Regions from separate parts of the Homo sapiens genome. Here all the other regions are linked to region 3. Evidence: chromatin loops called from intact Hi-C (ENCODE). Cell type or tissue: A673. All regions are shown on one strand.

The links. Hi-C counts contacts between places; a loop is a spot of excess contacts. Peaks named below come from ENCODE experiments on the same cell type or tissue, not always from the same donor. Only the 100,000 strongest peaks of a DNase experiment are listed, where the experiment ranks them.
Region 1: it touches region 3 in a loop (11-fold over the local background); 12 of 110 quality-filtered maps call a loop at or near these places.
Region 2: a loop joins it to region 3, with 4 times the contacts of the local background. A loop is called at or near these places in 5 of 110 quality-filtered maps.

The regions. Positions count from the first base shown.
Region 1 is chr3:36,536,685-36,544,684 of GRCh38, reverse strand. All of the region lies in intron 10 of STAC (SH3 and cysteine rich domain), which reads right to left. Among named protein-coding and RNA genes, the nearest start is that of STAC, 160 kb to the right of the region's middle. In A673, CTCF peaks have their summits at 3,379 and 3,583 (motif pointing right); no DNase peak of the experiment used is centred here.
Region 2 is chr3:36,128,817-36,136,816 of GRCh38, reverse strand. No RefSeq gene overlaps it. Among named protein-coding and RNA genes, the nearest start is that of STAC, 250 kb to the left of the region's middle. In A673, a CTCF peak has its summit at 4,378 (motif pointing right); no DNase peak of the experiment used is centred here.
Region 3 is chr3:35,962,243-35,970,242 of GRCh38, reverse strand. No RefSeq gene overlaps it. Among named protein-coding and RNA genes, the nearest start is that of MIR128-2, 220 kb to the right of the region's middle. In A673, a CTCF peak has its summit at 4,145; a DNase peak (open chromatin) is centred at 4,142; H3K27ac peaks cover 1,110 bases.

The DNA of each region.
Region 1 (8,000 bases), 570 kb before region 3:
AACGTGCACGTTCTGCAAGCGCATCCCAGAACTTAGAGTATAAAATAAATAAATAAATACATGCCCAACATAGTACCAGATGACCTAGGTGATACAAAGGGAGCACAAAACATAGTTTTTGCCCTCAGAATAATAGGGTCTAATCAGAATGAAAACTTGTACCTCCACAAAATAAATAAATAAACAAATAAATAAATAAATAAATGCAGACACCTGGCCGGGTGCGGTGGCTCATGCCTGTAATCCCAGCACTTTGGGAGGCCGAGATGGGTGGATCACTTGGGGTCAGGAGTTCATGACCAGCCGGGCCAATGTCGTGAAACCCCATCTCTACAAAAAATACAAAAATTAGCTGGGTGTGATGGTGCATGCCTGTAATCCCAGCTACTCAGGAGGCCGAGGCAGGAGAATGGCTTGAACCTTGGAGGCAGAGGTTGCAGTGAGCCGAGATCACATCAGGGCACTCCAGCCTGGGTGGCAAAGCTGAGACCTGCCATTGCCCATGCCAGTAATACTGAAAGGGGGAGGCTCCAGTGATGAGCAGGGAGTGTGTCTTGGAAGAACACACAAAAATGCCTTGAGAGGAGGATTTACCTTTATAATTTGCCAAAGAGTGTGTTTTCTCACCTACTTCTACGTGTCAAAATTCAACAACCCTTAATATGAGTCCTACCAGTCAGCATCAATAAAAATATAAACACCCGCCCTTTGAGTATGCTGGTTCTAGGTGAAACATGAACCATGAAAACATGTTGAATTTAAATATTTAAATTAAAAAATCAAACTTGAAAACAATTTATTGACATATACACACAAGAATGCTGTATTGTGGTAATGTGGAAGAGTGAGAATACTGGGCAAGGAGTCAGAACATTGAAATTCTGGCCAGAGCTAAGAGCCTTACACCATTACTCCATGCCTTGGAACAAACAAAACCTGGACTGACCCAAAAAATGTCTTTTGGGTCATTTTCAGAGCATTTCATTATCTCTGTGAAGAACGAATTTCAGTTCTTGGAGCAAAAACACCACTGAGGTTCAAATATGTGCCTATATATAAGATAGACCTTTGCTTTTTTCTCTTCTCTTTCAAGGTTTTTATGTAGAAGAGAAACATTGCTTGCTAGAGGCTGTGGAAGAGTTGTTCGGAAGTGTCTCTGAAATAGGAAGCCAAGAAGCACAATGGTTCATGCTTTGTTGAATGCACTGGCTTATTTTCAACCTTCCTGTTTGGCATCTCTAAAGTGCTTTGATTTTGGGAGACCTTTTTACGGATGAGAAGTTTTGAAGATGATGAGTACAAATGGCTGAACACAGGCTTCAGCCGCTTTGACTCTATCCAGAAATGAGGAATCCAGAATTTAAAATTCTGATGGTAAAATACATAACCTCTCAGCCTTGAGAATCTACCATTTTAGGAAACAATGGCAGAGCCTGAAACATTTCCATTCATTTAGAGGCAGAATGGAAATATCTTCCCAGAAGATTAGTTACAGGTGGAAAAGAGTGGAAAGTGAGGACAGGGGAACTCTTTTGGTTTGGAGGGCCATAAATAGAGGGTGACCAACTTGTCTCGGTTTGCTCAGGACATTCTCAATATTAGCACTGAAAGTCCTAAGTCCTTCAAAACCCTTCAATTCCAAACTGTAATTGAACAGTTGATCTCCCTAGCAGAAATGTTTTACTCATCAGGTACAGTTAGAGATATTTTCATTGCCTAAGGATCCTCAATTTCCTGCTTTCCTTATTTATTCACTCATTCAACAACTCTTTATTGAGTACCTACTATGTGTTAGATACCATTATAAATGCTGGGGAACTAGTGCAATACAAGACAGACGGATCCCTGACAGAGATTTCTGGGTACAGCTGTCCCAGCTGACATTTATTGAGAAATCAACAATGTGGTGAGTGCAAGGGCTGTGGCTGTTTTGATGGCTGATTGTCCTGTGGACAACATTTAGTAATCTGACTGACAACATAAAACATAATATTTTTTTGCATGACTTAATGAATAAAGAAAAGAGTACTAATGGAAATACTTATGGAAACCTGATCTAGCCAATGGGGTAAGAAACACCTTCTTGAAGAAGTGATATTTAAAGAAAGAGAAAAAGGTGTAGGAAGGAGGAAAATAAGACTAGAATCAGAAAAATTCCAGCCTCAAGAGACTGGGACACTTTGAAGTAATGGAAAAAATTCAGTGTACCAGAACAGAGAGATGGAGGGACTAATGGGTGTAAGATGAAGCCACAAAATCTGTCAGAGCCTAGAGTATGCAGGAAATGCAAGCCACGCTAAATTCTGCTAAGACCTTTGGCTGACCTTCTGATCTGTCTCATGGACTAGAATTGGGCCACAAGCAAACCACTAAAGTCATCACCGACAAGGAGAATGGGATCAATTCAGTTAGCATTGCCTGAGTCATTTAAGATATAGGTGGACAACAGAACAAAATCAGGGCTCTGCAGCATGGGAAAAGGGCAAACAGGTGTTAAAAGGTTTTAATTGGAGGAATAAGGTGATCAGATTTATTTAAAACAATTCTTTCTATTCTCCTTTCCCCTCCCTTCTCTTCCCTTCCCTTTCCTCTTCTCCTCTCCCCTACCCTTGACTTTCCTCCTTTCCCTTCCCATCTTTATCTGTCCTGTTTTTTTCTCCTGCCACCCATTCTCTCTCCATCCTTCCTCCCTCTCTCTAACATAAAGAGACTTCCTGAAAGCTGGACAAATTTTCTTCCCATACTGATAAATCCTGACCTGACCAGCCAGCTTGTTGACATGAGCATCATGTATGCAGCAGTGGTAAGCTGGATGTCCCAACACCAAGGTAAGTGCAGCATATGCAGAGCAGAGGCACCTCACATACACAGCATCCCATCTCTAGCCAGCCCAGCACATACCTAACCATGTAGCTCAGCTATGGCCAGCTCCTCAGCATCTCTCAGAAACTTTGCTTTCCTAGTATGGGACACAGGCAGTTTACGGTCTTCTGGATTCGAATGCCTTACTCAATTTCCTCCCAATCTCATTCTCCAGAGCCTAGACTCTTTAATGGCTTGGAGGTCCTTGCTTTGGAGTTAAATGTTAACATTCAGTGTTCCATCTTTGATATTTTAGACTCCTGATCACACATCCATGTCCTCTACATTGGTTTTTGAATTTTGTGGAAACTGAGCTGGAGCCAGACTAATTCACTCACCATTTCAGCTGGGCAACCTTAGTTCTGCATCAATCACTCACTGTTCTAGGATAACTAAAACCTTGAGGCAAACACTGATGATTGGTACTCATGGTCATTTCTGTCGTTTTCCCACGAAGCAGAGTCCTGCCTTTCATTCTGTTGCCCATCCCTATCCTATGTGACTTAGGTAAATTTAATTGATCCAAGTCCTGTTTCTGTCCTCCTTGTTAGTGATTCTTAGTGGTTTACATAGAACTTAGTTCCAGCCAATGAAGCAAGATGAAATACCTGCTAGGGAAACTCTGGGAAAGTTTTTTTTTTCTTCCCCCCTATTAAAAGAGATGCCTTAGGAAGAAAATCTTTCTTTGTCTGGAAGGATTCCTGGAGTGGCTGCAGCCATCTGTGACCACTAGGGGACGTAGCTATCATTTCAAGGATAGCTTAGCAGAAATGTGGAAGAATTTGGTTCTCTGACCAGAGGATCAAGCCACTGAATTATCAACCCAAGAACTGACCTCTATCAGACTCTTTATTATAGGAGTAAAATAGACCCTTTAAGTTTGAGTTTGATTTTTGTAACTTGAGATGTTTATTCATTTGCTATTACTGTTGTAACAAATCACCACAAATTTAGAAGCCTTAAACAACACCATTTATTATATCACAGTTTTGTAGGTCTAGCGGACTTGGCTGGTTTTCTCTGCTCTGGGTTTTATAAGGCCAAAATCACGGAGTCAAAAGGGCTCTATTCCTTCCTTTCTTTGCTTTTTCTATAGGGGATTATTTAATTTTAGGCTCATTTAGGATGTTGCTGCGTTCAGCTCCCTGTGGCTGGAGGACTGAGATGCCTGTTTCCAGCTTCTAGAGGCCACCCTCATCCTCTGGCTTGTGGTCCCCTTTCTCCATCTTCACATCCATTAATGGTAGGCTGAGTCTTTCTCATACTTTATCTCTCTTTGACTTACACTTTTACCTCATTTTTCATCTGTCCTCTTCTGCTGCATCTCCCTGACTCTAGCCAGATACATTTCTCTGTTCTTAAGGGCTCAAGTGATTAGATTTGGTCCACCTAGACAATCTAGGGTATCTCCCTATCCCAGAGTCCATAACCTTCATCACATCTGCAAAGTCCCTTTTGTGTAAACTCTGGATTAGTTTCCTGTTGTTGCTACAATAAATTACCCCAAATTTGGTGGCTTATAACAACACAAATTTATTATCTTACAGTTCTAGGGTTCAGAAGTCCTAAGAACAAGGTGCTGGCAGGGCTGCATTCTTTCTAGAGGCTCTAAGAGAGAGTCTGTTTCCTTGTCTTTTCCAGCTCTAGAGGTCATCACCTATATTCCTTGGCTCACAGCTCCTTCCTTCACCTTCAAGGCCAGGAGCATAGCATCTTCAAATCTCTCTCTCTCTCTGACCCCGGCTTCCATCATCACATCTCCTTCTCTGACGCTGGCCCTCCTGTCTCCCTCTTCTAAGAATCTCTGTGATTACACTGGGCTCACCCTGATAATCCAGATAATCTACTGGTCACAAAATCTTTAACTTAATCACATCTACAAAATTCCTTTTGTCATATAAAGTAACATATTCCAAGTTTTGGAGGTTAGGACCCGGGCATCTTTGGGGAGTTGTTATTCTGCCTACCACAGGATAAAAGGACCAAGACTATTACAATAAAACATTTTAAAAATTACAGAAAATATGCATGTATGTCTCAGAGTTCTCCTTTCAGACATACTGAATGCAGTAGGTTGAAGGAAGACTTGGCCTCAGTGTTATAAGGAGAAAATATCTCGAGGTAAAGAGATGATGCAATGAGACACAAAGAAAACATGCTGTATAGCAAAGGCATAGATTCAACCTAAATGCCCATCAATGGTAGACTGGATAAAGAAAATATATGTACCCCAAATCTGGGGTACATATACACCATGGAATACTAAGCAGCCATAAAACAACAAGATCATGTCCTTTGCAGGGATATGGATGGAGCTGGAGGCCATTGTCCTTAGCAAACTAACACAGGAACAGAAAACCAAAAAAATACTGCATGTTCTCACTTGTAAGTTGGAGCTAAATGATGAGGACACATGGACACACAAAGGGGAATAACACACACTGGGACCTTTTAGGGGGTGAAGGGTGGGAGGATGGAGGGGATCAGAAAAAATAACTAATGGGTGCTAGGCTTAATACCTAGGTGAGGAAATAATCTGTACAACAAAACCCCAGGACACAAGTTTAACTATATAACAAACCTGCACTGTACCCCTGAACTTAAAATAAAAGTTAAAGAAAAGAAAAGAAAATATTCTGTAGAAGAAAGGGGCTGACTGAGAAGAAAAGTCTACCGGGAAATAAATACTAAACTAACATGTATTAGAAGCAATGAAAGACTGAATTGAAACTTCAGAAAAATCAAAGTGAAGTGAGGACTATCTTGAAACAGTCTCTTGGGAGGAATCAGAGAGAGATAGAGAAGTGTAAAATAATAAAGACACTAAAACTATAAAGGAAACATGGTAAACCAGAAATGATCCAACCAAAGAATGATTAAGCTCCTGGAGAAAGAGGCATTGAGAGTGAAGGGCAAATGATAAACTAGAGAAAATATTGGTCACATGTGGTACAGCAGACATAAATATTCTTCAAAGGTAGAAAACTTTTTAAATAATGTAAGAAAATGGGCAAAGTACATAAATAGATTATTTTAAAAAATGCCCTATATATATGAGATAAAATGTAAGCCTCTTTAACCATCCAGAAAATGCAGATTAGCATGAAATATTATTAATCTATCAAACTGACATAACAAAAAATAATAATGTTAAATTCTTGCAAGCATGTGATGATCTGGATATGCTCATGAACATCTGGTGTGAGTGTGTAAGTTGGCACGACCTTTCTGAATGCAATTTGGCAGTATGCATCAAGAATTGTACACGTCTTGATCTGTTTTCCGCTAAATTCCAAAGTACATCCTAAGAAAATAATCAGAGTTAGAGACAAATATTTATGTTCAGAGATGTTCATTGCAGTTATCAATAACAGTTTTAAAAATAAAAACTCTGAATATCCAATAACAAGAGAAACTTAAACACATTCCTGTACATCTAGACTAAGGATTGGCAAACTTTTTCTATAAAGGGCCAAATGCTAAATATTGTAGGCTTTGCAGGCCATCTGGTCTCTGTTGCAGTGACTCAACTCAGCTATTTAGTTGTAGCATGAAAGCAGCCGCAGACCATATATATATGAATAAATTTAGCTATGTTCTAATAAAACTTTCTTAAAACCTGTGTTTTGATAAACATTTAATGACTAAATTTTTTAAATGTTAGGAAACTAAAGAGGATATGATATCAAAATATGAATTAAAAGTTTGACATGAAATATGCCAGTGTTTATGTTGGTAATAATTTAATGGTTGAATTGCTTATGGTCTCTATTTTATCTTTTATACCTCTTAAAAATATTTTCCCTCAAATTTTCTCCAAAATAAATGCATTTTGGTTTTGTAATATAAAATATTTTTTTCTGTTTTTTTTTAAAGCTTTGATAGAACACAAATAATAAATGAAAATGGTTCTATAGGTGCAATAAAACTATGCATCAATTTAAATAATTTTTTTTCAGGAGGATCTTTAATTAATGTTTGGTCAACTAGAGTAAAATAGACTGAATTCCACATAAATATTCAATTTATGGACTTAGTTAATTTTCCTAAGTATTTTAAAGTCCACTTTTTAGATCAGTATTTTTTGTTTTCTTTTTAAAAATTTTTATTTTATTTTAAGTTCCAGGATATATGTGCAGGATGTGCAGGTTTGTTAGATAGGTAAATGTGTGCCATGGTGGTTTGCTGCACCTATCAACCCATCACCTAGGTATTAAGCCCACGTGCATTATATTTTTATCCTGATGCTCTCCCTCTCACTACCCCACCACGCCCCTGCCCCAACAGGCCCTAGTGTGTGTTGTTCCCTCCCTGTGTCCATGTGTTCTCATTGTTCAGCTCCCATTTATGACTGAGAACATGCAGTGTTTGGTTTTCTGTTCCTGCATTAGTTTGATGAGGATAATGGCTTCCAGCTCCATCCATGTCCCTGCAAAGGACATGATCTTATTCCTTTTTATGGCTGCATAGTATTCTATGGTGTATGTGTACCATATTTTCTTTATTCAGTCTTTCATTGATGGGCATTTGGGTTGATTCCATGTCTTTGCTATTGGGAATAGTGCTGCAATGAACATATGCATGCATTTATCTTTATAATAAAATGATTTATATTCCTTTAGGTATATACCCAGTAATGGGATTGCTGGGTCAAAGGGTATTTCTGGTTCTAGGTTTTTGAGAAATTGCCACACTATCTTCCACAATGGTTTAATTTACATTCCCACCAACAGTGTAAAAGCATTCCTATTTCTCCACAGCCTCATCAGCATCTGCTGTTTCTTGACTCTTTAATAATCACCATTCTGACTGGAGTGACATGGTACTCTTTGTGGTTTTGATTTTCAGTTCTCTAATGATCAGTGATGTTGAGCTTTTCTTCATATGTTTGCTGGCCATATAAATATCTTCTTTTGAGAAGTGTCTGTTCTTGTCCTTTGCCCACTTTTTATTGGGGTTTTTTTTTTTTTGTTTTTTGTTTTCTTGTTTTTTTTGTAAATTTGTTTAAGTTCTTTGTAGATTCTGGATATTAGATCTTTGTCATATGGGTAGATTGCAATAATTTTCTCCCATTCTGTAGGCTGTCTGTTCACTCTGATAGTTTCTTTTGCTGTGCAGAAGCTCTTTAGTTTAATTAG
Region 2 (8,000 bases), 170 kb before region 3:
GCTTTTTAAAATTGATACAGGCTGTTCTTGGCCTGAAGGTCAAGCCCCACTGGTGACCCCATCCCTGTCTGCCCAGGAATCTATCTGTTTTCTTTCACTATCAATCCCCACCTTGAAGTGGTACATCTAACTGCCATTAGGATAGGGATGGTGACTGGTCTAGCTGCTTCATGCTAACAGGGGGTATTGTTTTGGAAAATGGCAGTCAGACCTCGATCTCTCTCTCTCTCTCTTTCTCTGTCTCTCAGAGGCCTTTTTAAGAGTCCCCGGTAAAAGGGAGCCATCATTTGAGTCTTCATTTGCGTCTTCATTTGCATGGCCATTTGGAGTTTGATGGGCTCTAGGTGAGAAGAAACAGGTTTTACAAGGAGGTTAAATATGCATGGACCAAATATGAGTATAATACAAACAGGAGCTAAGAAGGGAATAATCCAGGCCAGTGCCAGAGATAAGAAATAAAATAGACTAATCATTCTGAAAACCATGTTGTGGCCAGAGCTGTTTCACCATTGTGAAAGAAATTAAATCTTTTGTGGGGGAGGGCAGTTAAATTTTAGAAGAGAAACAGGTGTTTAGGGGAGTAGATAATCCCATGAGTATTCAGGATTAAGGGGTCCTTGGCAAAGACACCTTATGGTGAGGAACAGAACAGATGTGAGAACAGCAAGTATAAACAAGACTGTAAAGAGGTTATCCATAGAGGGTTAATTATTAACACTTATCTTTCATGATATTTAACTTGAGGTCTGTGATTTCTTCACACTGGTATTTTGTGCACTCTCCTGGGTCAACAGAGGTAATTCCATCAGTTCCTCAGGCCTTTACTTGAGTATAAAAAATTCAAGAATCTATTCCAGTGACCTTCACTGCTGAAGGAGTAGAAAGAAGTTCAGTGTAAGGTTCCTCCCAATCTGGGCCTAGAGATGGAGAAAGAGAAGGAAGAGCCTCTACCAGTACTAAGTCCACTGAGTTGAATAGAGGAGGCCCTAGTTCATGGGTTTGGACCTCTGAGAGGTGTTTCAGTTCCTGCTGGATATGAATCAAATAAGTTGCATATTTAATCAAATCAGAGATTTCTTGGTCTAGCAGGAAATCATTGGTGAGAAAATATTATTTCAAAGGGACTTAAACCCAGCTTTGAAGGAGTGTTTCTAACAGGTAGTAGGGCCATGGGAAGAAGAGTAATCCAGGGGAGATGAGTCTCTTGAGACAGTTTTCTAAGGTGCCTTTTGATAATATCAGTTGTCTTTTGTACCATTCCCAAGGATTGTAGTGTCCCAGCACAATTAAGATGGTATTGTATGCCTAGTGCCTTTGACACCCTGGGTGACAGCTGCCTGGAATGAGGGGCCATTATCATTCTTGAGGTACTTAGGGAATCCAAAGTGAGGAATTATCTCATGAGTTAGTACTTTTATCACCTCAGAGGCTTTCTCTGACATGCAAATGCTTCTACCCAGTTAGTGAAGGTATCTACCAATACTAAGCAGTATTGGATGCCCCTTATCTGATGGCATATGGTTGAAATCCATTTGCCATTCTTTTCCCAGGTAGATGCCCATTCTTTGGGTCCTGGAGAAGGGAAGAGAAGCCATCAGTTGAGGGAATTATTTTTAAGGCAAGGGTAACAAGCATTAACGACCTGTTTGATGATTTTTTAGCAGATTTTTACCTGAGAACAACCTTTGAGCCAATTGATAGGTTTTATCTTTTCCTAGGTGGGAGGCTTGATGAAGAATTTTAAGAACTTTCCATTGGCTGGAAGCTGGTAGATGAAGTTTGCCATCCTCCAATTGAGGCCATCCTAAGGGCTGAAGGTGTATCCCTGAGAAGTGGCCCATTATATTTCTGCAGGAGAATATTGAGGTTTTATTTCTCTTATGGAGCATCCCCCAGACCAGAGGGGCCTCAAGTGGATCAAAAATCTGGGGCTTTCTTGCTGCCAATTTAGCTGCTTGGTCTTCCAATTTATTTCCCTTGGTTATTTCATCCATCCACTTTTGGTGGCCTTTACAATGTATTACTGCCACTTCCTCTGGAAGGAAAGATGAGGATAATAGTCTGTTAATTTCATGATAGTGTTTAATGGGAGACACATTAGCTGTGAGGAAGTCTCTCTCTTTCTAGATAGTGGCATGGGCATGGAGGACTAGGAAAGCACACTTAGAATAAATGTTAACTTCTCTCCCTTTGTTTTAATTCAAGCACCCTTGTGAGGACAATTAGCTCAGCTAGCTGAGCACTGTGTCTAAGGAGAGAGTTGTGCTCTCAGTTGTGTCATTTAGGGTGACTACTGCATACCCTGCTTTATGGATCCCTTGTTCTACAAAAAAAAAAAAAAAAAAAAAAAAAAAAAACAAAAAAAAAACTTTGTTCATAAAGAGAGTTCAGTCTGGGTCTTCTAAGAGGGTTTCTTTGAGGTCATCTCCAGACACATAGGCTTCCAGTACTATCTGTTTTCCGTCATGTTCAGGCTCATCAGCTTCCTCTGGGAGAAAGGTGGCTGGGTTTAGGGAGAGACAGCTTCTTAAGTGGACTGTAGATCCCTCCCATAGCAGAACTTGATATTTGAGCAGGCAGTTGTCTGTTAGCCAGATACCATCCTTAGAATACAGCAGTCCTGCCACATTATGTGGGGTAACCATGGTTAAGTTATTCCCCATGGTTAACTTATTAGCCTCTGGCACCAGTAAAGCTACCACTGCAACTGCCTGTAGGCAAGCCAGCCATCCTTTAGCCACCAAATCAAGCTCCTTGCTTAGGTAGCCTATGGACTTGTGATGGTTAATATTGAATGTCAACTTGATTGGATTGAAGGATGCAAAATATTGTTCCTGGGTGTGACTGTAAGGGTGTTGCCAAAGGAGATTAACATTTGAGTCAGTGGACTGGGAGAGGCAGACCCACCATGAGTTTGGGTGGGCACCATCTAATCAGCTTCCAGTGTGGCTAGAATAAAGCAGGTAGCAGAAGATGGAGAGCTGACTTGCTGAATCTTCTAGCCTTCATCTTTCTCCTGTGCCAGATGCTTTCTGCCCTCAAATATTAGACTCCAAGTTCTTCAGCTTTTGCACCCTTGGACTTAAACAAGTGCTTTTCCAGGGGCTCTTGGGCCTTTGGCTACAGAATGAAGGCTGCACTGTAGGCTTCCCTACTTTTGAGGATTTGGGACTCAGACTGATCCACCACTGGCATCCTTGCTTCTCAACTTACAGATGACCTATCATGTGACTTTACCTTGTGATCATGTGATTCAATTCTCCTCAATAAACTCCCTTTCATATACACATCTGTTATATTAGTTCTGTCCCTCTAGAGAACATTGACTAATACAGGGTTGCTGGGTTTCACCTCAAGACTGGGTTAGAACTCCCAGGGCCATTTCCTTTTTTTCTGATACATAAAGATCAAATGTATTTCCTATGGGAAGACTAAGTGCTGGTGCCTCAAGCAGGGCTTGTTTCAATTGGTCAAAGGCCCTTTTAGCCTCTGGTTCCAAAATTAGAGAATGAGTCTTAGCAGCCTGAATTTCCTTTATTAGATGATAAAAAGGACAAGCTATCTCACTGTACCCAGATATCCATAATCTGCAGAATACTGGAATGCCCAATAATCCCCTCAGTTGTTTGAGGGTTTGAGCGAGGAGAAAGGAGACGATGGGCTTAATCCTTTCTTCACTCAGCACCCTGATTTCCTCTGACAAGACTAGACCTAGTACTTCACTGAAATCTGACAGATCTGAGCCTTAGGTTTTGAGACCTTATATCCACTGTTAGCCAGCAAATCAAGAGCCTTACTGCCTTCCTGAGAGATTCCTTCAGTTGGGGCACACAGGAGAATGTCATCTACATATTGTAAAACTTTAACCTGAGGATAAAGGAACTCAGAGAGATCCCTTGACAGCACCTGTCCAAACAGGTGGGGGCTGTCTCAGAATCCTGGAGGTAATACCATCCAGGCCAGCTGGGTGGTCTGGTTGGAGGGTTCCTTGAATGCAAACAAATATTGTAGTCAGGGTATAGTAACATGCAGAAAAATGCATCCTTTAGGTCCAGGACTGTGAAACATATAGTTCCCTCAGGCATTTGAGTTAGCAAGATATAAGAATTGGGAACCACTAGATGAGTTGGAACCACAGCCTCATTAATGAGATGGAGGTCCTGGACCAGTCACCATTCCCTGTTGGGTTTCTCTATCCCCGTTATAAGGGTAGTACAAGGGTTGTTGCAGGCCCTGCATCCTCAAGTTATAATGATGGCTTCTAGCCCTTTCTTAGCTTCTGGTTTTAGGGGAAATTGTCTCTCATTAGGGAAAGAAGTGGGATTCTTAAGGTGGATCCAGACTGGTGTAGCGGTTGTGGTTTGGCCAATTTTCCCTTGAGTTGCCCAAATTTCTGGATTATCAGTCTCCACCAGGGGGAGATAAATAGTCTGTCCTGGGTCCATAAGGACAGTGGTTCCTACATGAGGTAAAATATCCCTGCCTAGCAGAGGAGTTGGGCTTTCAGGCATGATTTAAAAGCCATGAGTAAACAAGAGGTCTTCACAACTACAACTAAGGGGTTGGGAAAAATATCGGATTAAAAGCTTTCCTGAAATGCCCCTCATGGTCATGCAAAGAAAGGAGGGGAGGCCTGGATTGGAAAGAACAGAAATAGCGGCTCTGGTATCCAGGAGGAAGTACACCTTCCTCAGTGTGACCTCCAGAATCACCTGGGCTCCTGGATGGTAATGGCAGTCTGAACCATCAGAGCTGGGAGAGGAGCCCTGGGACTCATCAGTCCTGCTGGACCATTTGGAAGACTGGCTCTGGACCTGGTGACCTGTGTCTCTAGGGACAGTCTGCCTTCCAATGATGCCCTCTGAAGATTGTACAGGGTTGAGGTGGCTTCCTCATGTTGTCTGGGCAGTCTTTCTTAAAGTGTTCTGGCTTGCCACATTTGTAGCAGTTAATAGGTGCCTTTGGGGATTCTGGGTTGAAGCTTGCAAGGCAGCCATTAGAGCCTCTGCCTTTATCTTGTGTCCCCTCTCCCTCTTTTGAGCCTCCTCTAGATCCCTATTGTGAAAGATCGAGGTGGGCACTTTCTGGAGGTTCTCTAAAGTACATCTGGTCCCATGGCCTGTTTCTGCAGCTTCCTCCTGATATCAGGGCCCACCTGGTAATAAACTTATCCTTTAGGGTTATCTGTCCCTCAACTGAATCAGGAGATAAAGGTATATGCTTTACCAAGGTCTCTAGGCCTTTCCAGAAAGGCAGAGGGCTTCTTATATGAGCCCTGGTCTATCATGGATAGTTTGGAGTAATTTAGAGGCTTAGTTCTAGTCCTTCATAAGCCTTCCAATATGCACGTCTAAAAGTGTTTCCTCTTCTATTCTCCCGTGTCATCACTGGGGTCCCATTTAGGGTCCTCCAATGGTACTGCTGTTTTTCCAATTGGATAATGCTGTCACCCTTCCTTGGCACTATATGTGATACAAAGCTCATCCCAAAACTTCTCTGCCACTTTCAGGGCTGCCTGCTTCTCAGCCATAGTCAGGGTTTGATTTAAAAGTACCATAATATCTTTGCAAAGGGGTTCAAATACTTGGGTTAAATTCTGGAAGACCTCTATATACCTGTCAGAGTTATCTGAAAACTTACAAAATCCCCCTTAATTTGTCTTAAGTCCTGTAGCAAAAGGGGGACTTGTACCTTAATGAGGTCATATTCACAAGGCATCTTTTGTAGGGGCATGAGTGAGGCTGGAACCTTCCTAAAATGAGAATTTCTAGGATGGGATAAGCTTGAGAGAGAGAACCTGGGTAGAGAGCACAGGATGGATCAGGAGGAGCAGGATCAGAGGGAGCTTACTCCCCTGCTGGAGGTACCTCTGAGGTTTAATGTCCTAGTCCCTTAGGATAGTCCTTTGCAGACCCTCCTGAGACGACCACTAGGAGGGCTGGATCCATCCTACAATGTCAGCAGAGTTCCTGATTATCCTACAAGGGAAAAAAAAATCCTGCATATGGGACATTGGACCATTTGCCCTTGTGTTTACAGAAAAGATTGAGCTGCAGGATAGTATTAAAATTGTTACTCCCTCCAGAGGCCAGGCTTTTCCATCTGCAAATTATAACCTGGCCAAGCCATTGTACAAAGGAATATAAGGCATTATTTCTTCAGAGTCTGAAGGTCAAAGGAGTCCCAGTGATTCAGAATGCACTCAAGAGGAGTGCAGGCTGAGAATAGTTTGCTACCCATTTGAAAAGTGAGAGGGGATAAAACATATCCCTTGGTCTCTCCCTTTCTCATTTTGAATTTGAGGCATCCTCCAAATCTTAGTACCTGGTACTGGCACCATGGGTGAACTCATGGGGCTCATACCATAAATATGAGGATGAGCTCCACCCATGAAGTGGGAAGGCCTACTCAGCAGGGGTAGTCATGCTTACCTCCACTGTGCTGTAGTCTTCCACTGTCAACTGCCTCTGGGTCCCTCAGATCTAGTTTTCCTTTTAGGGCTTCAAACCGAAGCTTGGAAAATATGCTGGAGTAATGCTAATGTAAAGCTATGGGAACAGATCTTCCTCAAACAAAGAAAGGGAATCCCTGGAATTGGGGACCAGGCCTAATAAAATGCCTCCCCAGAAGACAAACAATAACCCCTTACAACTAAAAGCTCCCTGTATTCGCAGGATTATGTTGACATCTGACATGGTGGGGAAAAAAAAACAACAACAAATTAAATGCAAAGGAGGGAAGGTGTCTGGGGGGAAAAAGCCTCTTTCCCTGTGCTAACAGGTTTTTTTTTGACAGGGGAAAGAAAACTCTCTTAGCCATTACATACCCCTGTTTCTAAGGATAGACAGAAACATTGTTCTGGTTTACTTTCCTGGTGACTAAGCCAAGTATTCATTCCACCCCATAAAATTATCTCTTTGGGTTGCAAAAACACCTGTAATATTGTGTATAAAGAAGGGATAGCAGCCAAAAGAGTCTCAAAAGAAAGAAAATGTGACAAGAAAGACTGGAAATCTTGGTCCAGCACCTGAATGGGCTGTCCGGGATTGGAGCTAGTCCAGGAGCTCTTGGGTAATGCCAAGGTGTAGCCTTAGCCAGATACCTTCAACTGCCCCGGGACCTTATTCTGATACCATGCAATGGCTAGACATCTGTAAAGGGAAACTAAATGGGAACAAAGCCAACATTACCAACATCTGAAGGTGAAGGGGTATTGACAAAGTCCTTCCCAGGAAGCCTGTCTTCTGAGTCTTGTAGACCATCAGCTGTGCTATCCACTCTTAACTGGCTGACAGAGTCCTGGTGTTTTATCTGTTTTTGGAAAATAATCTGAGGACAATAACCTTGGAATGAAACTAAAGAGTCATAGGTCCTCTCTTACTCAACCTTCTGAAGATCCTGAATGAGCCCCCCAAAATGTTGTAACTTTTTCACTCCTGTAGTTTGGCAAGCGGGAGGGAGTGGCACCCAGCAGCCTCTTCACACCCACAGCTTGGCGAATGGGAGGGAGTGTTACAGCTCTTTTTACTCCCACCACCTGCAGCTTGGCAAGCAGAAGTGTTCCAGTTCTTTTGCTCCCAGAGTTTGGTGAGTTCTGAGTTCTTGTCTTGTGACCAAGACGAATAAGGTACATGGACATTGGAGAGTGAGTAAGGCAGAATAGAATTTTATTCTGTGACAGGAAGAAAATTCTCAGCAGCGAGAGGAGACCTGAAAGTGGGTTGCCATTTGTGAGGCTGTGTCTGGGGTTTTTATGGGCTTAAAATGGGAGAATGCATGCTGATTGGTCCATGGGTGGGCTTGAAAAGACATCATAAGATTGGTTAAAAGGCAACATCCAGAAGGAATCAATAAAGAGAGAGTGGGTAAGATAGGAATAGAAGTTCTTACTCCGGTTTTGGACTCTATCTAGAATGAACAGCTTGATTTTCAGGCTTCAGACTGTTCTTGGCCTGAAGGTTGAGCCCCACTGGGCGCTTGTCTCTGTCTTCCTAGGAGTC
Region 3 (8,000 bases):
CCTGTCCTCTTATCATTTTCTTTCATCTATATTTCAGTAAGCCATTTCCTGATTATAATATGAAGTATTTTCCATGCAGAAAAACAGAAACATACAGAAAAATTATTTGAAGCAAATTTAATTTCTTAGTTGTCATTATTCAGGGATACTACATCTAACACTTAGTCTTAGTTTGTTCTCTGCATTATAACAATTAACATTTGCATGTTCTCAAGTAATTATACAAATTTTAATGTTTGCCTAATGTTTCACCAAATATCTGTTTTCAGATTTTAGAGGTATTTGATCTATTTTTATATTTCTATTTCTGTTATGTTTCAATCTCATAAATAATAGCATTGTGAAATTTGACATAAAGTTGTTTCCCATTATTCCTTAAGAAAAATGTCAATTTAGGTAGGCATGTGTAAATATTTGAAAACTCATGGGGTTTTTGTCTCTGGGTTTATGTTGCCAAACTATTTCTAAAAATATCTTTTTTAAAAATAGAAAACTAGCATACCTCCCTAAGAACAGAGTGCCTCTAAAGATCATTAAATTCTCTTGAACACATAGCAGTGTAGATCGGACTTAGGAGATATAGTCTTTTTTAACAAGGCTTGATGACGTAAACAAAAAAGTAGGACTGAATATTATGTAGTTGCAGAATAGCATATTTTCATGATGGAAGAAACTTACTTTCACTTTTATTATTCTAGTTCTGATGCAGATCACTACTTCAGTGTAAATCAGGACGTGACTTTGACTAAAGTTAACAAAAGCTATGTTAATCTTTTGTTGTATTATATCAGAATTCCAAAAGCTTGATTAGTATTTTGTGATATTTGCAAAACAAAAACAAAAGTGAGCAAACACACAAACAAACAAAAAATCTGTGTTCTAATGCATGATACTCAGAAAGTCATTAATCCCTTGGTATTTCAATTTTCTCATATGTAAGAAGAAATTATTAGACTTGATAAATTTCAAGACCCCTCAAACTCTTTTTAAAAAGCTATTACTCTTATTACACATTTAAAGTATGCGTACTGTTATTTTCTCTCTCAAAAAAGCCCTCCAAATTAACCTACTTTTTTACTTGTGACTAGATTTGGCTATAAGGGCATCCATGATAGAAATCTAAAAAGTTTCCTAACATCCTTTTATTGCCTTTCTCAAATCTTCCCCCCAGCAATAGATGCTTAGTAATATTACATCTATATAATTATGGAAAACCACTGGGACCAGTCTTCATCAGCAAATGAATATAAGTTTCATTGTAACTTTCAGATCATACTTACACTAGGAGCAAATGATAATATCATTCCCTATAAAAGAAAAGAGAAAGAAGAAAAATAGTATCTCTAATATATAACAGACTCTTTTATAGTACTATTGCTAAAATTTAAATAGGATCACTAAAGGAGCAATAACAGAATATAAACATAAGAAATGCCAGGCTAATATGGACATTGTGATTAATTATAAGTGATTTTTACAGCTAATATAAAGGAGACAATTATAGATTATCTTATAAAAAAGGAACATGCTATGTTTTCAGGAAAATACTTATTTTTTTCTATTAAGTCCTAAATTAACCACACAATGTAAGCATTGTTTTCACCAGAGATTAAACAGAGAATACCTCATATAGAATTCAAAAGTATAATGCTAAAATGTACTCCATTGAAGTCCTCCTAAGTCTAGGTTCACAGTTTCTTGTTGCTATATTTCTTTCCCATAAATTAAGTAAATTGCAACCAAAAATAATCTTGTTTCCTTGTTCCTGTCAAATAGTGCCCACAAATGCCACCAACTGAAACTACACAGGCTATATCTCCATTAAAGGAGCTTGCTTATCACCAGGCCTGACAGAGTATCACATATAAATTGTTACTGATAGGCTTATTCACAGGCAAATGATATGTTGTGCACATTTATAATGAGCACTCTGCATTATCCATTTCCAAAAAAGCACCATGTTATTCAATGTAAGAAACTCTGATTTTGGCTTGTTACAAATCAAATATGTCACATGATTCACAGTATCTAACAACGTAGAACTTCTTTACATAACAAATTCACTACAATTAGAAAACATGTGAAACATTTTTCTAAAAATATATGCCTAACAGCCTCAAGTTCTTAAAAACTCCAATTCAAATGTTATCCTCACCACACTAGGAATCTTGGAGACTTAAGAGGCACTGAGACAACAGTATCCTCTTTCCTTTCCACATAGTAAGAGAAATTTCGGAGTAAGTCTGCAAACCATTTACCATGCCCCTATCACTTATGTGATTAAGAGTGAGCAACAGGTAGCACAAGCAAGCACTTCAAAAGCATACTTCTCTATGCCCCCAACTTCAGTCTTTCACACTCTGCAAAAACAGGACTCCTCATAACTTTCTTCCATGCCCCTGTGCTTTCATCTGCCAGCAGCATGACCCTATTCTTCTCTGTCTTCAGTTTCTCCTTCCTGTCCTGTCAGTCCAAGGGTATCCTATCCATCCTTCAAAATTCAGGTTAAACTTCCCTTTTTCAGAAGTCCTTCCTGACCATTGCTGACACCAACCATTGCTGCACTCCCTCCTTGCCACTGATGCTCTGTGACTTGTCACACTTTGCACAGACATTGTATCATGTCTGCATATGTGTCACCTCTGCTCCACAGCAAGGTTTTAGCCACAGGATTTTTTATTATACAATTTATAGGATAACACAATCTCCTAGGTATTCTTCTGAAAATATATGCCAATATATCTGGCACAGTGGGTTGCATGGAATACATCTTCATTGAAGATAATAGCCTTACCTTATTGCCTTTTAGTGATTATAAATAAATATCAAGCCATTTTTTACCTCTAGTGTTACTGTTTCAGGAGGACGCAAAGAAAACCCTTTTGGATCCTCTCCTAACCCAAAACTTAAATTGAAGGAAGCACTGTTTTTTAGAGGCTGCAAAGAGAAGACTGCTTCATGGGCTCAGAAACCTAGTGGTAAGTGTGAGCGCTGTCCATAGTTGCCTGGCTTAGAAACACAGGTAATTTCTATATGAAGTTCACTCAAGTTTGCAAAAGCTGAGATGAGATGCTGTGAGTGGGGGTCTAACCTGTCTTTCTCACCCTTGTTTATTACTTAACTAGCATTTTGCTGACTCCCTCTTCAGTGAGTGACTTCACTAGGAATGAAACAAAGAGGATGAGCTAATAAGAGCCATTTCCAAGGCGCTTTATGCAGAGTGTTTTGTCCAATGGGGACCTCTCATATATTCACCTTGAACTGTAGTGGTTTCAGTTAAGGTGTCACAGAAGCTTTTTCTAAAGAGGGTTATACTTCAACACATGGATGAGTAATTTAGAAAATTCCTAATGGGCCAAATACAGGAAGAAAAGTCCAGCAAATACAATTATTCACAAGTCTAAGAAATAATTGTCTCTTTAGTATTTTGCCACAAAGAATAATGCCTAAAACTCTGCCCTTTCACTTCCTTCTTTTGAACTGTGAGGGGTTTTTACTTCCAAAATTATTTCATACCATTAGAATAGAATATAAAGAGAAAAACAATGAAAGAAAATGTACCTAGAATAAAGCTGGAAAACAAAATGGGAATATTGAGAAGAAAAGATCATATTCAGAAAAGAAACAGAAGCCATGTGTGGCCATCTTCAAAAGTCAGTCAATCAACAGACCCCAGAAGCAGTTCCACTATTTATATAAAAGGACTTTGGATGGAACAATTGGCTAAAAGAAGGGTCTTAAATCTGCATTTGCAGATACTTTACATGAGACTGTTAAGATCAATTATTAGTGTCAAAGAGAGCCAAGGCTTACCTTTGTCATAGGTACACACACACACACACACACACACACACACATTCTTTGTGGAGCATTGTCCCAGTGCAGTGATTTCCTTGAATCTCACAATTCTGGGACTCAGAGCTTCTGCTTCAAGTTCTCATTGTTTTAAAGTAATGACCCTGAGTCTGGAAGGACTTTAATTCCCCAAATTGAATACTTCCTAACACAAATAACTGATAATCAGGGGAAATTACTTAGCCTTGATTTCTGGGAGTCTCTGAATTGTGTAGGATAAAGTAAATGATGTTAATCTAAAAAGATGGTAGGCAACTTGAATTCATGTTAGTCAAGAGCTCCATCTCCTGTTCTATGTGGGTATGTTCTCAAAACAGTTTCCACCAGCACGGGATTGCTATGCACACCAGAGTAATCAGAAAAAGTAAGCCAGTTCATAGCTTTTTTGCAATGTAGATTCTCGATTCTTTTGTTCACTCACTGTGCCTAAAAATGAATGCCATTTCTATTGTGGGAGTACTGACAACTGAGAGAGGGAAATGCTGAATTAAATATGGTTTTACATGTTGAGCTTACAGTAAAGAAAAAAGGGTGCCAGCAATTTTATTGAAATAATTTTACACTTTCATTTAGAGAAATCAATTTTGTGCCTTAGGAACAGCAACAAGAAAACTTTCTATCAGCTCTGTGAAATAAATGGGCCTCAGTGTAGATCTAGTTCAAGTTGGCAATGAAACATCTACCCTGTCTTATAAATTGAACCAAGTTTGGTCTATTTGACACTGTAAAACTTATTCTATTGATTCTACCCTTATTCTCCCTCAGCGTTCTGCCTTTTACTACAAAAGGAGCTTAAAGGATAGGAAAATGAAAGGGAAAGTGTTTATTATAAGATAAAAATGCTAAGGATCTAATAAATGTGAGATAATGATTTAGCAGAAGAGATGCTATTATACAAAATTACATTTTTCTTTTTTTGTTCAGTGTTAAGAACAACTTTTTTGGCAACAACCCATTGTTAGTTTTTGTTTGCTTGATATTCTTTGTTTTTATTGGAAACCAAGGAAAAGGCTCAGTAAAACCAACCAACTTTATATGTACAATTATACTAGGAGGCTTTGTAATTTAGAGCAACTAAACCAACTGACACTGACTGTTTGAACAGCCTCTATGAATTCCAGATTATTCCCTTTGTAAGGAAGGATTAAATCCTTTCCTTTCATATCTGAATGCATTATTATTGTGTCATCCCCCAGTAACATATTGAAACTTAGAAACACATTGCCTATTATATTTATGAGATAGATAGATAAATACACACACACGCGCACACACACACACGCACGCACACATATTAGGGTTAGGGTTAGGGTTGATTCTAGCCTGGCTTTATTCTCTCTCAATGTTCTGCCTTTTACTACAATAGAAGCTTAAAGGAGCAGAAAATACTATCTGTGTGTGTGTGTGTGTGTGTGTATATTTACCTATTTCAAAATATAACTATATTTTTAATCAATACAGTTAATTAGATTCTATATAAAAAAAATTTACATAGAAGTCCATGCCCTTTGTCATTTTAACCTTAGGAAAAAGAGGCCCAGCTTATCTTATTGGTTTTTCACATTAAATAGCATGCTATTAACCTCAGAGAGCAATAACATGCTAATGTGACTTGGCTGTCATAATTTCCAGATAACTGAGGCAGCACGAAAAACTATCATATTAACATCACCCCTTTATTACTGTATATAATCATACCCAATATCCTGAAATGCTTAATTATGATTGAGTGTATGATTAAATATTTTATATCCAGAAGGCAATTGGTATGAAATAGTAAACAGAGAAAATACAGATATCCAAATTATAATTATTTTTAAAATTGTCATCATTAGCCACAAAGACAGGTTTGTATCCACATGGATACATTTTGCCATGTAATCAGTGAGGGCTCATTCTTAGTTGATCCACAAATTTCTCTACAGGAAAGTGTTAGGAGAAGCTAGCATTATCTCTGCTTTTTTTTTTTATTGTTATAGTGCATTTTGAAGAAAAAGTTTCGAAAAATAAATATAGATATTTGATATAGGGTTGAGACCAATTCTGATATCATCTTCCAAGGAACTTACAAGGTAATAATCAAGGGATGTCATTAAATACTAGTTTTTCCATGAGTAGGTAATAATGTGACAAGGACCATGGCAAGCAGAAAAAAAAGACAAAAACCAACCATTATGTATAACGCTGTATTTTATGGCATAAATTCTATGAAATCTATGTGGTTTACAGACATGTAAGGTAGTGAGATTATAAATACTTTTTATTTTTTCTATATTAAGTTTCATTAAGAATAGTATTACTCATAACTGGAGAAAAATAGTGAATGACATCAATATGAGATAAGTCATGTAAAGTACTTAACGATGTGTCAGGATGTACTAATCAATATATTTTTTTTAATTTTGTTTTTCCTTTCTTCCCTTATCTCTTCCTGCTTGGTGCTATTTTCTGCCCAAACTGAATCATGAGTCTGAAGTTATGGTGTCTAAACAGTTAACAATGCTTCCCTACATTATTCTCAATGTTAAGCTATCCACACAGTGCATATAAAAATATTAGAAACTCAGCCCCATTCTCTGCCACTTATCTACTCATTTATGCCCTTGTCTTAGCTCTACATATGATTTCTTACCTTCTGTTGGACTTTCTGTATTCAACAATAGAGCTCACATTCAAGGAAATGATTTTGCCTTCTTCCTCCTGCTTATTCCAGTATGTCCCTCTGCTTCTTTTTCTCATTCTCCCCAAAGTGATTATAATCACACAAAACACAATAGAACACTTTGGATAGCAATTTCTCACCTTCAATTTTGCTTTACTCCTTTGCAAACATTTCTACATCAGAATCTTTTACATTGCTTTGTTTAGAAATAGCATGCTGTCTTTCTATCTACTGTTATAAGCTTTTGCAAATCATCCCTCAAAATGTTCTGTATCACACTAAGGTCTTTTTTAATTGGTTGTACCTTAAAAAGGTTATAGGATTTGATTTAAATTTCTAAGGATAAGTAACTGAGACTATTCAGTTGTGTCTAACTTTTTTCTTATTAACTTCCTAAGTTTCAAGTGCCCCCCCCACCCAGCTCAATATGAGAAGTCCTGGGCAAATTTGAAGTTTTATATTTTAAATAAAAACAAAATCCATCTTCTATTTATCAAAGCCTCAAGAACATATTTTGGGGGGTAGGGTAGAAGGGTAGCTTTTAAAATAACTCTGATAATGTTTCAGTTGTTTGACTACTATCTATAAAGAAAAATTACTTAGAAATATTTATGCCATCTGGGTAGAGACTAAGTAAAACTTCCACTTTACAACTTACTTTCTTGAGTATTCTCTTAGGGAGGAATAAGTGGAAAAGAAAAAGGATTGGAAAAAGTCAAAGCAGATATTGATTTTCATGTGATACCTGATACTTACCTAAGTATTGGTATTTTCATTCCTACCAATGGAAAGTAGAGAGGATAACCATTGGAAGTTATTGTTCCAGACACTAATGATGAACTAGCACCTCTGTTTGCAAAGGTACTTTTATATATACAAACATATTCAACATTCAAGGCAGCTCCGTGATGTCAGTAGAGCAAGACAAATCTTTTAAAATAGGACTCAATTTTTTTTCATCACTCTCCTTCCACAAAGGCTACTAAATGCACTTAGGTACTTAGTATCTAGTGTGGGAATCACTGCTGCCTTGTTGGCTTTTGACTGTGGCTATCTTCATCAGGCATTCATCAGTACATGAGCAGTCTAAGTAAAAATTCTCATCAAATCAATTAAACAGAGAAAATGTCTGAGAACTTCCAAACATAAGCTTTAGCTCAGTGAGCGTAATGGAAACCAAGAGCTGGTTGAAGGATAAACCAGAGCAGCAATTTTCAGGTGGCCACTCCATAGGAGCATAAAAGCACCACAAGCATAAACTTAGATTTCCGTGCAGAATTCTCATGTACCTAGTGAAATGTAATCTGGATTCAGTCCAGCTGAAGTCAACAGAATCCTAGAGTGTGAATTTAACAATTGAAAAAACAATTCTTGGCTAGCAATATCTGGTTCCTGGGAGGAGTTTTATCTTAGCATGTTGCCACTATTGCAACCAGCCTTTCGTAAAGTCAGTACTCATGAACCATGGATATCATAAAACTGC